Regions from separate parts of the Homo sapiens genome. Here region 1 is linked to region 2. Evidence: chromatin loops called from intact Hi-C (ENCODE). Cell type or tissue: mammary epithelial cell. All regions are shown on one strand. Each heading gives the region's core, and the rest is flanking DNA. Links, peaks and the distances in the headings are about the cores only.

What was found. Peaks named below come from ENCODE experiments on the same cell type or tissue, not always from the same donor. Only the 100,000 strongest peaks of a DNase experiment are listed, where the experiment ranks them.
Region 1: a loop joins it to region 2, with 17 times the contacts of the local background. A loop is called at or near these places in 6 of 110 quality-filtered maps.

Annotation. Positions count from the first base shown.
Region 1 is chr1:207,668,326-207,676,185 of GRCh38, forward strand. All of the region lies in intron 1 of CR1L (complement C3b/C4b receptor 1 like), which reads left to right. Among named protein-coding and RNA genes, the nearest start is that of CR1L, 27 kb to the left of the region's middle. In mammary epithelial cell, for the core only: a CTCF peak has its summit at 4,407; no DNase peak of the experiment used is centred there; H3K27me3 peaks cover 199 bases.
Region 2 is chr1:207,081,268-207,089,349 of GRCh38, forward strand. C4BPB (complement component 4 binding protein beta) reads left to right here and starts at 7,593. Exons shown (of 7, transcript NM_001017365.3): 1 at 7,593-7,679. RefSeq lists an enhancer at 3,686-3,895. In mammary epithelial cell, for the core only: a CTCF peak has its summit at 3,613; a DNase peak (open chromatin) is centred at 3,614.

The DNA of each region.
Region 1 (7,860 bases), core at 1,776-6,775, 590 kb after region 2:
ACTATTCAGCCATAAGAAAGAATGAAATCCTATCATTTGCAGCAACATGGATGAATCTAGGGGATATTATATTAAATGAAGTAAATCAGGCACAGAAAGACAAATCCTGTATGATATCAGTCATGTGCAATCTAAAAAAGCTCATCTCATAGAAGTAGAGAGTAGAATACTGGTTACCAGAGGTTGGGGTAGGGAGAGACAATGGGAGATGGAGAGAGATTGGTTAAAGGGCACAGGGTCACAGATACATAAGAATAAATTCATCCTTGAATACTTAACCCTCTGCCCTACATCTGTCACTCCTACATCCATATTCATTGCTAATCCTGGGGCTAACTCTTGATTGCTTTCTTCTCACTACTAACCTTAAGAAAGGAAGTAACCAAAATCCAATACATGAGCAACTGTTCATTCCATCTCCAATATCTTTGTTAATTGTCCACTTTATCCACCCAGTCAGGGCCACCATCAAACCTCACTTGGATGTCAGCAAAAGCTCCCTGGCTGGTCTCCCCTCTCCATTATTGCTTTAATCTAGTCTCCATACTATACACAGATTTACATTTTTTGAATATATATCTAATTGTCCTTCCCTTTTTAAAAATCTTACAATGGCATGACATCTCAATTCACGATAAGGAAATTGGTTCTTCACATTCCCTGTGCACTGTACACATCGCCTGCAATTGCCCTTCAACACAGAGAGCAGGCATTTCATTAGCTGACCTTCCCACACACATTCTTGCAAAGAGGAAAAGTCAAGCAGGGTGTTTGGAGGTGAGTTGCCATCATCCACCGCCTTTGTCTGGAAGGAAGCGCAGGGCCTCACACGCGGGATCCATCGGAAGCCCAAGCATTGTCAAGCTCTGCTGCTGCACCTGGGTCAGCAAGGTGGGCTCTGCCAGCGAAACTCGTTAGAAACAATGCAAATGGGGAGTAAACATGGCCTTGCCCATGAAGGGGAAGCTGGTCAAAAGCATTTTGTCCCGGAACCCCGCAGCCCTCCCCATGCTCTGGGCGCGGAGCACAAGGATTGGTCACTCCTCTTTGCACTGCGCTTTTCCTCTTATTTCAGTTTTCTTCGAGATCAAATCTGGTTTGTAGATGTGCTTCGGGAGGATGGGGGTCTCTTCTCCGAGAAGCCGGGAGCCTGTTGGGCAGCCGGCGCCCGGTCTCCCCTTCTGCTGCGGAGGATCCCTGCTGGCGGTCGTGGTGCTGCTCGCGCTGCCGGTGGCCTGGGGTGAAACGCTGGGGGGCGTGGGGAGGCGCCCGGGCTGACGAGGCACCCAGGGCCCCGCAGAGAACTCGCGTGCCGCGCTGGGCTGCGCTGCTCTGCGCGCCCGGGTCCAAAGGCAGCGCGATGGGTGGGCTGAGCGCGCTACCTGGCAGGGCGGCGGGTCTGGGATCCTTCTGCGCACTGGAGACCCTCGCTGCCTCTAGGTAAGCGTGGAGTTCCCACGTGCAGGGGCTTAAGTCGTGACGAGCGCAGTGGAAGGCGCAGATGCTGAGCGGGTGCCGCACGAAATTCCTTGCCTTTGTGTATTCACAGCCTCGGCTGGCTATAGCCGAGCGTGGCGTCGATCCTAGCGAAACGGGACTTGGGGATCCGACAAACCTGAGTTCTGGTCCTAGAAACTTAACTGTGAGGCAAGTTAGCACACCTAAGTCTGTTTGCTCTTCTGTAAAATGGGGACACTGGTATCTCTGCATTGTGGAGTTGCTGCCTCAGTGGCATAAAGCCTGTCGAGTATCTAACACAGGGCCTGTCCCCGAGTCCATTTCTATCCCCCAACCGTTACCTCTGCACTTTGCTCCCAGTGGTGTTTAGACAAGCAGTCCTAGGGATGTCCTGCATGGAACTGTCCTCGTCCCCTACCCCAAGCCACCACCGCCATCATCATGATGCACTTGATTGACAGCATACTTTAAGACAGATGCATGCCAGGCACTTGGGGATTAGAAGAGCAAGGGAAGCCCCAGAACATGCAATGTAACCGCTGCAGGTAGAAGGGACAGTAGATATGTTTACAATTTGCATTTTAGTGATGTGTTTAGTACAAAATAAAGCCTATTATAACTACTATGGAAATTTTGAGGCCACATCTCTTCCTTTTTTTAACTTCAAGTAGGTAAACATCTTCAGTTAGAACCCTTCTATTATTAGTTTTGGGCTCCCCAGAAGTCTTCTTGGTTGCCTAGACTCACTGGCAACATCTCACTTGAAGTGACAGTTTTGGTTGTTTTGGTCCTGTCTCTTCCTGACAACTCAGGGTTCGTCCTTCTCTGCCACTAGACGTTTTGCATTCATTATTTGAGTGTTCCTTCTTCTCTAAAAGAGTAAGGGGAAAAGAAAACCAAGTTCCCCCAAGAGTTGTTATTAATATTTGATCTCCTTAGGCACCAGAAAGTAACCTGTCTAGTGAAGAGATATGATAAAACTTACAATTTTATTTTTAGGAGAGAAGCATGCCCAGTAAGTTAAGCAATCTGTTGTCAGTGCTTACTGAGGTTCTCACAATAACCTCCAAATGTGAAACAGCCTAAACTAAACTACCTAGAAATTTTGTTGCTGGAGTAATTTCAATTTTAAAATGCTTATGGATGCTTCCGGTGTGCACAGTCCTTTGGAATTTAAAAGAAATGTAAGAGAAAGAGCTATGCTCCCAAGGTGTATGCATATAGAAGTAGGTGGTGGAGTTTTATGAAATCTACTTTTTAGGAAGCCAGTGTTCTGGTTTTTCCAGACTCTGCTACTTACCAACTGGGGCTGTGGACCCAGCAACTTAAGTCACATCACTGACCTTCAGTGTCCACGTGTATAAAATGAGCATGACTGACATCCTGATTTCTGAGAGAGGTATTTTGAAAATCAGGTGGGGTAGTGCATGTGACAGCGTTTTGTAATCTGAAAACCCTCATGCATGTCTGAAAAACCATGACTAAGCAGTCGTGCAAGACTGCAGGATCACTGAAAAGGGAGAAATCTCAACTCCTATGATCAGGAAAGGGTGAGGGAAAAGAGTATGACTTTACTAGCACTTGAAGAGTGAATCCAGAAACAGGTTGCATAGGACAGTTTATGGGAATATTTATATATAAAAAATAACAGAGGAACTAGGATTGTTTTGTCATTAGAGGGTACTCCTACTACCCATGAAGTGGTATGGTGCTATTTGAAAGAGAACTTAGATTAGCTGCAAATAGATATTGCAAACTTAGGGCAACTACTGAAAAAAGTGAAAAAAAGAAGTACAATTGATATGCCAGTAAGGAAGAGTGAATTGCATCATATAAAATGCTCAGTTAAAACAATAAACGGGGCCAGGCGCAGTGGCTCACACCTATAATCCCAGCACTTTAGGAGGCAGGGTAGATAACTTGAGGTCAGGACTTTGAGACCAGCCTGGCCAACATGGTGAATACCCATTTCTACAAAAATCCAAAAATTAGCTGGGCATGATGGTGGGTGCCTGTAATCCCAGCTACTCAGGAGGCTGAGGCAGGAGAATCTCTTGAACCTGGGAGGCAGAGGTTGCAGTGAGCCGAGATCATGCCACTACACTCCAGCCTGGGCGAAAGAGTGAGACTCTGTCTCAAAAATAAAAATAAAATAAAATAAAGGTCAGGAAAAGAATGCAAGACAAAAAATAGAAACAGAGAACAAGAGAAGAAAGACAACAAATAGAAACAAGTAACATATTAAACCAACTATATCAACCATCATTTTGAGTGTCAATGATCTAAAGGCACCAATTGAAACAGATCATCAGAGTCGATCAACAAACAAAACTCAACTATATATTGTGTACTCCCTATAAGACCATTTTAAATATAGACAATATATATTAAAAGTAAATGGGTAAAGATATACCATGCTAATGCTAGTCACAGAAAGCAGGAGTAGCTGTGTTAATTTCAAACACAGCAGACTTCAGACGAAGGAAAATTATTAGGAATAAAGAGGGTCATCATATAATGATAAAGGGGCTAATTCTCCAAGAAGGCATAACAATATCTAATATGTATCCATCTGACAGAGAAACAAAATATGTGGGGCAAAGCTGATAGAACTGCAAGGAGAAATAGATGAATGCACTATCATAGTTGGAGACTTCAGCACCTTTATCTTTTCTGATATCAGAAAAGATAAAGGTGCTGAAGTCTCTTTATCAGAAATGGGCAGATTCAGCAGGCAGAAAATCCATAAGGACATACTTGAACTCAACAGCACCATCAATCCACTTGGATATAATTGACATATACAGACGACTTCATCCAACAACAGCAAAAGACATTCTCTGGCTCACATTCATGGGGATAGACCACATTGTGAGCCATAAAAATAGTATGCTAATTAAGCTTTACCAGGGAGTGTTTAACATAGGGTAGACTCTGGCGCCCTCACATGGTCCTCATGTAGGATCTGATTTGGTTTTCCCTGCTAGGTAAAGGTGCAAGATAGAAAGAAGGGTAATTCCAATTTGCTTTCTGTGCTTTGTGATGTATTCTGGTTTACATATGCTCGGATGAGTAGATGTATGATTTATATTATCTACTGTTATCTAAAATAAACTTCACATTCGGACAGGCAACATCAAAACTGTCCTACACAGAAATACTGGGTGAAGATCACTTAATAAGACGAACTCCAGAAAACAAGAAAATGGCAGAGTTGACAATCCCTCTCACCCTCCCTGCAAAGACACATGTATACAAATTTCTTTTGTCAGAGACATTAAGAGAAACAAATGCTGTCAATCTAATCACAACTGATCACAACTTGATGAAACCAAAAAATCTAGAAAGTATCATGAAGACAGTTGAAATACAGCTTTACATTCACTATTGTGACCAGAGGAACTCACTGTGGCTGTTTTTTGTCCCCTTAGATGTCAACTAATGATTGTGTTAAGTGATCATGATTAACAGAGCATTTAAAATGTTTATTTTATCTGTTTTACATTTCAAAAATTTATATTTAGGCATATAATTTATATTTGTGTACATATATAATTTATTACTTTATATTTTTGAAAGTGCATGCTCTTTTTTTAAGCTGACAGACATGCCTAAGCAAAGCAAGTGCAAGTCTGTTCCTTAAAGGGTAAGTATGCAGAATGGAAAGCAGAGTGTACTTCGGGTTGACAGCTCATATTTGCGCAGACATGAAAGTGATGATGTGTTAATTGTGCGTATAGCACAGAATAAATCAGCTTGCTTTGAATGGAAGATCTGAACCAGGAGTGCATGAAATTGGGCTGAGTCATACAAGAAAAAACCCGAAATGAGATAACAAAATATACCCACTAGAATGGCTAAAATGGAAAAGATTGACCAAACCAAGTGTTGGCAATAAAGTGGAGAAGCTGGAATTATAATATACTGCTATTCGGCAGGTAAAATTACAACATAACTTTAGAAAATAGTTCAACCGTTTCTTAAAACCTTACACACACACCTGTCATATTACTCAGCATTTTACTCTTAGGTTTTTACCCAAGAGAAATGAAATCATATGTCCACAAAAAGACTTGTACATGAATTTTCATAACAGTTTTGTTTGTAATAGCCAACGAGTGGGAACAATCCAAATGTCCCTCAACAAGTGAATGGATAAACTAAATTAACATATATTTATACAATTGAATATTACCCAGCAACAAAAGGAAACAATTTGTATATGTGCAGCAACCTAGATAGAACTCTAATTATGCTGTGTGAAGGCTAAAACATTTAAAACAATCGGAGTGATTTCCTTTATATGATAGGATATAAACGAAGTGATTCGGGTTATATGAAATTTTAGAAAGTCAAATCAATCTGTAGTAAGAGAAAACAGGTCGAAGGTTGCCTAGAGAAGGAAGTGGATGTTTGGATGCATTACAGAAGGACATGAGGGAACTGTGTGGGGTGAAGGGTATGATGGAAATGTTCATTGTCTTCATTTGGTGATGGTTTCACAGGGCATATATATAAGTAATCAAATTGTACACTTTAAATACTCATCAACCATTTTATGTAATACATCTTAATAAAGCTATAAAAACTTTTTAAACTTATGGTAGGTCTTGAGTTTATGGAGTTTATATTAATATATTTATCATAAGAACCAGCCACAAATTGAGGGATTGGTAATAAAGAGGGAAAGGAAACTACATCAAGCATTCTTTGTTGAAGGCTCATATGTTCCTTTTTTGGGCTACTACGCAAATTTATATTATTACCTATACTATGCATATACTACTATAAAGGTAAGAATATTAGGTAATTAAGGGGAAGGAACTTCTTTCTTTCCAAGAATGGTTCATTATATTTGCTTTGTTGCTTTGATCTAGTTCTAACCTCTCATTGCAAGCTTTGTTGTGACGTTTACCCTCTCTTAATACAGCTTTTGGCGCTAGGAGAGCTCCACTTGGAATCTCTTCCTTTGTCTAGCATCAATGCATAAGACACATATCAAAATTGTATTTCATCCCACATATCAACTAGAGGAAAGGTGAATGCATAACACTGAAAGTCACGGAACTGTTTTATTCGTGTTTTTTTTTTTATACAGTGGTTCTCAAAGTGCTGTTATCTATCCAAATCAGCTGTGAAACTTTTAAAAAATATAGACTCCTGGGCTCTAACCCAGACCCACTAAATCAGAGATTCTGGGGACATAGCGTGGACTCTTCATTTTTTTTTAAGTTTTATAAGTAATTCTTCAATTATTTGATCATTGCAACAAATATGCATTGAGTGCTTATAACTGAGTGTTAAGCACAAGGACTAGGTATTAATTTAGAAGTACAAAAAACATGTCATCATTTGCCCTCAAATTATACATATCTAATATCTTTTGAGAGAAATAGATACTTCTAAAAGCACACAAAATTAAAAAGCACAAATTGCAACCACAAACAATTATTGATATGAAAGGAAAAGGAAAGGGCCTGACTAGAAATTATAGGGTGGGGCAGAGGGAAGTAGTTTAGATTCCAAATCCCTGAGAGGGTCAGGGAAGGCATCAGACTAGATTGGGTGCGTTCAGGGTGGTATGGCCATAGACAGGCCAGGGAAGGCTTCGATAAGAAGGTGGTATTTTAGCAAACACCTGGAGGAAGAATTGAAGTCATAGCCAAGATAAAAGTGCATCACACAAAAGGAATGTCATAGACAGGGGAAAAATGTGTGTCTTCAGGAAACTGAAAAAGGGGAAAGGGCCACCACACCTTGGTGAGGGGACCCAGTGGTAAGAGATGAAGCAGGAAACATAGACAAGGGCATCTTTGTACAAAGCCAAAAGTTGGTTCTTTTAAGTCTAATAAAATTGACCTCTGGCCTCAATCTACCCAATTAATTAGTGGAAGGTGTGGGAAGGAACAGAAATGAAAACAAAACAAACAAGATATTTCCAAAACTAGAGTAAGATGCTATTCTTTTTCAACAGATATATCTTCTTGATTACATACTGTTTGACTCTGTGATTTTTGTTGCTTTAAATTAAATCTACAAGGCCTTAAGGGGCCTAGCTGAGTCTACTATATAATATGAAATATCTATGAGAAAATACGTCTTCTTTATGGTAAAGTATAGCTTTAGTTGTTGAGCTTTGTTCACTCTTTGTGCTCAAGATTGACGTGGCGACAGACTTCCAACATTGGTGGCTGCTACTGAGGGCCAAAGAGGAGATGTGTACTCCCACTGAATCTGAGTGTCCACTGAGTGTGAAGGTGGATGGTAAAATGCATGAGTGTATCTTACACTCATACTTTACAAGAAAGTATGATAAATGAGGATGGGAGAGAAGCTACAACACAGGCACTTACTGATTAACTAAAATTTGAAGCTGTGAATTGCAGCTTCCCCTTTAGTGAA
Region 2 (8,082 bases), core at 1,509-6,508:
ATTTATTTATTTAACAAATATTTAGTGACTACCCATTAGTTGCCAGGCAATGACTAAAACAAAGTCCCTGACCTTTGTTTAGAGTTTATTATTGGAAAGGAAAGGTTAACAGCAGGTTTGTAACCTAACGCATCTCTTTCTACTGGGGATGCTTTCCCCCTCATGAATGACCTTCACCAAATAATGTTGGATAATGGTTACATAATGTATATGATAAAGTAACTTGGAACAATCTTTTGGGGTCAGCAGCAATAGAGATAAAATGAAACATTCATAATAACAACAGAGGATTTCCAAATTCTTTAAGTTCAAGGGTTCTTCTGATAGAATGAAAATGACTTATGAATTCTCCAATTTGAAAACAGGTGAGAGACAGTGGTTATGTGTACTGATGAATACATTGAGCTTTAATAATCTAGCTGGTGGGCTGACAGTAATGAGGATGTGGTGTCAAGGTTTAATTTCCTTGGAAATATCTCCAGGCACTTCTGCAAGTGTTCTCTAATTCAGCCATCAAGTCATCATTTGTAAAAGGCTGGGGTGTCTGGAATCATTCTCTGGGTTTTACAGAGAGGTAAATGAGCACCATTACTGAGTCACACACCTCAACACTCGTGATTTTTATAAAGCCAATAATATCTCAGAACAAGGTAAATGTTAAGACCCAACAGACACATGCCACACTGTTTTAAAATGTTGCTGGTAACTTAGCAAAGATACCAGCATTAGAAAATGATTACTCAGCGAGTACTTCAGTGTTGGGTGATGGTCATTATTTGCCTTTCTCCTGTAGGTTTCATCATTACACCATTTCTTAAACTTCTCCAGGGTCTTCACTTAGGACTCACTGTGAGGAGCATCAACCTTCAGGTTCACTAGCTTGCCCTGGCTATTTATTTTTCATTTTTGTAGAAATAGGGTCTCACTATGTTGCCCAAGCTGGTTTTGAACTCGGCAGGAGGTGATGAGCCCATGGGCACTTCCTGTGGCGTCTGACAATGGCCCATCACCAAGGTTTATGGTCTCTAGAAGTATTTTGCACCATCCAACCTTCATTCATTCTCTTGAACTCATTTGAGAATTTGACATGCTAAGGACTCTCTACCCAGAAAAAGGTTGACACATAGGTTTTGCATACAGTTTAGGGAGGTCATGACCTGAAACCCATTCTTGGACCTCAGGGTAGGAAACAGGAGCTACGTAATACTGTCCATACTCTCTTGTCCATTTCTCTCCTTTAACATGTAAAAGAAAAAATAATCCAGTGACATGCATTTGATACTATTTAAGCGGAGGAGGGGAATATATGATGTACTGGAATTTTTTTACTGCACACTGGGATATTTAAGAACGTGGTTTTTAATGAGATAGCATCACTGTAATCATGGAGAGTAATATTTTCTTTCTCTTAAAAACATCAAAGCACAGTCTTTCTTCTTTTATTCTCATCAAGCCAATGTCAGCTGCATTCCTTCAGCCCTTTACAAGCAGAACAACTACGCTTCTGAATTCCCAAAGGCATTTAAATGCCTTTTTGATTGTATGCAACACTCTACCTGTGAAAATCAGATTAGATTCTATAGGAGAGTTTCCCTGCAATTAAGCAAAATAATTTCAGAAGCATAGGAACGCTTGGGAAGCAGCACTGTAGCATGGGGTCTACTCTCAACATGTTTAATGCCCTTCACCAAACATCCAGCCTACTTTCAGAGAATAACTTGTTTATCCATTTGGGTTTCCTTCATCACTGATATGTTTGCCTCTTCATTGCCATTCAGTTTTCACTTCCTAGGTTCTCTCCTCTTTCCCCCATTGTCTTTGTAGAATTTATGGATGGGAAGGGAAACTGTGTCAGAGTATGCTTTAATAAAGTCTGTTAAATATTCTTTTCTGAATTTAAATTCCTGAGTCATTTCACTCAAACTCTGTTTCAGATTAGAGTTGGTTTCAGCTGTGGATTTCAGTAAATCTAAAATAACAACTCCAAGGTCACATTGGTTCAGGCTGGTAATCTCAGCTCTTTGGGAGGCTGAAGCGGGAGGATTGCCTGAGGCTAGGAGTTCAAAACCAGCTTGGGCAATATAGTGAGACCCCCCCCCCACCCATCTCTACAAAAATAAAAAATAAATCAGACAGGAATGGTGGTGCACACTTGTAGTCCTACCTACTCGGGAGGCTGAAGTGGGAGAATTGATTGAGCCTGGGAGTTTGATGCTGCAGTGAGCTATGATCATGCTACTGAACTCCAGCCTGGATGACAGAGTGAGACTCGCTCTCTCTCTCTTTCTCTGTCTCTCTCGCTCAAAAAGAACAATGTGTTGGATTCTACTTCATAGAGGAAGGTGGCTACTCCAGTTGCAGAAAACATGTTTACACTCTGGCCAGCAGGAAGGAAGAAGGCAACAGGACATACCAGCTTCTTTTAAGGATATTTCCCTTCTCATGTAACCCATAAATATATACACCTACTGTAAAGTTAAAAATTAAAAAAAGAATATTTCCTAGATTTTGCAAGCACACTTATGCTTATACCTCATTGGTCAAAATGTAGTCAAGTGGCTACATACAGCTTTCATGCAGGCTGGAATATTTTTATTCCAAGTGGCTTTGTGCCAGTTATAATTAGGGTTTAGTTACCAAAGAAGGGTTCAATAGCTATTGAAGAAGTAGCAACCTGCCTTAGTAGGTAATTGAAACATTGTAGCAGGTCTGAAGAGCTATAACAAGGTGAGCAGTAGCCTTTGAGGAGTTAGGCTGCCATTGCTTTGTAAGAGAGGAAAAAATTATTTTTCCTTCTACCCTCCTAGGTTCTCTGCCTGGGACTTTGTAAATTAGACTAACAAAACAGATTGACAAAAGAAACCCAAACAATTTATTAATGTGTGAAGCACACCCCACCTGGGAGGAACCTCATGATGAGTAACTCAAAGGGGAGTTAGAGCTTAGATTTATATAGCATCTTAACAAAAGAGCAATAACTTTGTAGAGAAGTGACAAGACAAAGGAAAAAACGTTAAGTTTCTAGGGCTGCAAATTTTGAGAAGGCAAATACCTGAAAGAAACTAATGGAGAAGGTTTGTGTAGGTCTGTCTTGACACTGACTTCTTTGTGGACATAAATCTCCCTCCGGAGAAAGGACTTACAGCAGTCCTCATTCCTCAGAAGTTTCTGCTTAGAGTCATCTAAGAGATACTCCAGGAAGGCTTCTTTCTGCTTCCATTGCATCTCATTTGCCTGCAGTTCAAAATAATCTTTATGCCAAAGAGGCATATTTTAAGGTGACTTATTCTTGTCCCCTAAAACTTAGAGTAACAATGCATCAACTCTGATCTTGCCACAGTGCAGGTCCATCTAAACTCATAATTAAAGCTTATTCTACAGTGTTTCATGCACAATTTGATTTTTACAAATTCTTTTTAAAATTTACATTCCCATGGAATCTGCCTAAGGCTACTTTTTGCAAAGCTTATAGCTTGCAGTGAACGCCAAGAATGAGTTCTCAGAAAATTCCAGCTGAGCGGGGGAGGGAGCAGCTCTTCTGAGGAGAGTCCGCCCCAATATCTGCCCACCATGTATTCATTGAAAGGGCTTGTTACACCACAAACATCCACCAGATGGCTTTTTGAGGTCGGGTTGTGAGACACCTGTGGCCTTGTCAAAGCACTCAAACCGCATTCTCAGGAGGCTGTTTTCAGCGTTCCTTATCACACACTCCACTCCTTGTCCTGTTTTCAGGGTCAAGGAATTATATTCTCATGCACAAATAACATACACACAGTGCCTCAGCATTTTTCCATGCCCCAACCTCAAATGCCTTGTACATAAGTTTGAGTATGTGGCTGTGCGCCCCCCACACTTTTCTGGCCCAGGTTGTTTTGGTCAGGCATTGGGGAAACATCAACCCAACGTGTAAAAAACATTAAAAGAGCAATTTAAATCTTTTCTGAATTCTCTTGACAAAGACCAAAGGGAATCCATTCATGACACCCTGTAGAACTTCTTAAAATAGTCTTTCCTGAATTCTCTTAAAATCTTACACACACTGCAATGTGTGTGCCCCTTTTATAACTTCCCACAACTCTTCCCCCAGATTGGGCATTGCTGACTTTTATATTTCTACTCTTCCTTCCTCACCTCCTGATCTCTTCCTTTAACTACCATCTGCCCATTTCTTTGTGTTTTGTTGTTATTTGTTTTTTTGAAACAGGTTCTTGCTTTGTTGCCTACACTGGAGTGCAGTGGTGCAATTACAGCTCACTGAAGCCTTGATCTCCTGGACTCAGGTGATCCTCCTGTCTCAGCCTCCCAAGTATCTAGGACTACAGGCACATGCCACCATGCCTGTCTAATATATATAAAATTTTATTTTTTATAGAGATGAGGTCTTGCTATGCTGGTCTTGAACTCCTGTGCTCAAGCCATCCACCTGCCTCGGCCTCCCAAAGTGTTGAGATTACAGGTGTGAACCACTATGCCCAGCTTGCCCATTCCATTGTAAAGCAATGAAGCCAGTCTGAGAACAACAGTTTCACCTGATCTATTACCCCAGTTCTCCAGGAAACGATCTGGCATAGATCCAACTATCTTTTAATGTTCAAAGGAATAGAAGAGCCTGCTAACGCTCATTTATTAATTCGCCTAATTTTGGATACAAATAGTAAAATATATAAGCCTGTAATCTTTATTTACTCTTGTGGTGTAAATATTCACCCATCAGGAGCCCCAGGAGGACCCTGTCCTGGAGCTGAGGGTAAGCCCTGAAGAATATGCAGGCTTGGAAGGGGAGCAGAGGGAGGCAGGAAGGTGGTGAAGGGGGAGGTGTTGGGGAGAGGAGGAGGGAGGCAGAGAGAAGAGGAGAAATTCCTCTGTCTCTGTCTCTCTCTGATTCACTCTGTCAGTGTCTCCTCTGTCTGTCTTTTGTCTCCATCTCTGTCTCTGATGCTCTTGCTCATCCTGTGGGGAGAGAGGGCTGAGGAGGGAAGAGTGGGATTGGGGCGGGGGACAATGGCAGTGCCAGGTGGAGACTTGTCCTTCAGAGTCCCCAGACACCCCTTCCTAAGCATCTCTATCTCTCTGCATCTATCTCTGATTCTGCCTCTCCCCCAAGACCCACCATATTACTCTCTTTCTCTCTCTCAATCACTCTCTGTTTCTTTCTTTAATCTCTAATTCTAAAATCCAAAAACCTTTGAGACAAAGTTTTCTTCTAATTCATTTGACAGAAAAAACCTGACCCAAACTTTGTGATGCTATTTATTGTCTCTATAGAGCCCACTTAGTGTGAATATTTTTGTATTTTTATATTTTATGGAGAAATATTAGTAAGACAATAGTATAAGTGATATGGTTTCTAAAGTCCTATAGTTCTGAATCTGAAGTAAGCCATTAAGATGAAGAATTACTTGCAATTATTTCCTGTAATACATGTTCTATTTTATGTCCATATTTATGTAGGGCTAAACTAGATTTTCCTTCCTTTTTAAAATAATTTATTGTACAAACATTCTGTATATAAATCTATAAAAGATACTGAAGAACATGCATTCCTCAAGAAGTAGAACATGGGGTATGTAAATAAAAATTATTCAAAGCTTAGGATTAGCAAAAAGAGATCACTGGAGTAAATGCTCAATGGATTCCTGGGCATTTTCTAGCAGGCCCTCTGGAGATGATCTCTGACTGACTTTATTTAAAGTTCTTTTAGAACTCTTTAAGCATAGAGGTTAATTTGCAGTAAATTTATAGGAATGCAAATGACTCTTATCTGAGAACAATGCAAATGATTCCTGGTTATAGTAGAGCAAATATATTTTGTCCATTTTGTTTTAATTACTTTCCACCAGGTAGAAAAGCTAATTGCAAATATTACAGTTTGTTACTCTGTAGGATATTAACCAGTTTTGTATCTATTGGAAAGGTCACTTCAGAATGCTTTTGACTGACTGACTATATGCATTCCTATTCCTCAAATTCTTCTTTGAACCAGTTGTAGCATCTGAATGTTTCCTCATTAATTAATGAGTTGAATTAAATCTTTGATATATATTCATCTTATATTTACTTGTGTCATATTTTTAACTTTTTGAAAATCATGTCTTAGAGGGTGCTTACACTATAGGAATTTGCATATTAGTTAAGAAAAGATAAGACATAAAAAATCATAAGGCAGCATGTGATAAATGGCAAGTGATCATATGGATTTTGGGGGCTGTGGTAGAGTTTCTGGATGACAGTTTTTTTCATTTATTTCTGCATTACTTTCATTCATTTAACAGACAACTGCTTTGCAATATGAAGCACCGTGGAAGGGAATACAAATACAAATCAGACACAAACCCTGTCCTGGAGTTAGCAGTTTCCTGTGGGAATAAAGGGGAGGAAAAAAACACCTTTCCTCTACCATATTGTATTCAGTGGCTGGGACCTGCAAATTAGACTAAGACAGATTAACAGGAGAGAAAATTCTATTTATACATGTAACTTGAGTACATGTGGGAAAACTCAGTGATAAGTAATTCAAAAAGTTGGTTAGAATTGGGGCTTATACATCATCTTAATAGGTGAAGGTGGGGAGAAGAAAGGCACTTACAAGAAAACAGATTATTGGCCGGGTGCGGTGGCTCATGCCTATAATCCCAGCACTTTGGGAGGCCAAGGCGGGTGGATCATTTGAGGTCAGGAGTTCAAGACCAGTTTGGCCAACATGGTGAAACCCCATCTCTACTAAAAATACAAAAATTAGCCAGGCGTGGTAGCGCATGCCTGTAATCTCAGCTACTCGGGAGACTGAGGCACAAGAATGGCCTGAACCTGGCAGGTGGAGGTTGCAGTGAGCCAAGATCATGCCAAGACACCATCTCAAACAAAAAAGAAAACAGATTATTTTTTGGAAAGGCAAGTGGGTTTTCAGGGGAAAAGTAGGAAATTAGAAAGTTTTGTGATAATGTTTGTGTATATAAGTACGAGTGTTCTTTCTGTCTCCTTCAAGGCCATGAAATTTCTCTGGAGAAGGAATTTGAAATATGTTTTACTCATGCTCTCCCCTCCAGGATAGACCTACCCTGAAAAGGAATTTATGGCAACCTTATCTCCAAGGTTGCTGCCTTTAGTCAGATAAGGAAAGCCCCCAAAATCTCTGTTCCTTTCCATATCACTGAATCTCAAATATCTTCAGCTTAAAAGAATCTTAACGCCAAATATTTGGGGGTGGCATATCCTGATTCCTTTCAGGAGAAAGACATAGATTAATCATCACAAACAGTAGTAATGGATGGAGAAGAGAAGAACATTTGCAACCTTACTGTGTCCTTAATGCTTTATTATTCTATTAAAACCTGAAATTTTGTAGGAATTTTTCCCCAGTTTCATAATTACAGCACAGAGAACCAACCAAGGGTTATAGTAGTCACAAGCAAGATGATATGGGATCCCTCAAAACAATTTTACATGCCTTAATTCCTGAGACCAAAGCATTCTCCTCACCTCTCTCTTTACTCATTTGGTTAACTCTGGACTCAGGCCAAATCCTGTCCCTGGAAGAGCCACAAAGTAGGAAGCCTGGGTACAGGCCTGGCAAGCGAGAACAATGTGTCACTGCAGGACTTTGGAGCTCTCAGCTTTGGAGTCAGTTAAGACCAGTTCCTTGCTGGGAAGCCCTAACTCTGGAGGGACAGAGACAGGTAAGGTTAGTTTACTTCCTTGAGCTTTCGTCTTCAGTGCTGCTTACAGCCTTAGGATATCTGGTATTCAGGAAAGGAGGATGAGGTAGCATTCAAAATTGTGTTCTACCTGGGCAAGAACCAGGGATTGACAGCCCGTTCTCTTTCCCCAGTGCTGGCCAGAGTTACAGAAGTTGGACTGTAAACATTGGCAACTATTGACAGAAGTCAAGGTCATGGCAAGACCATTTGGCCCATGTTTGTTGGGGAAGGATAAGCCTGCGTTTCAAAAAGACTGGTCAACTGGATTTGCATTCCCAGAAACCAGGAAATTTCTGAAACTGAGTTTTAAACCTGGCAACTCTTTTACCATCCCTTTGTATTTTTGCAGTTCCTCCCTATACCAGCTTCCTTACAGCTGTTC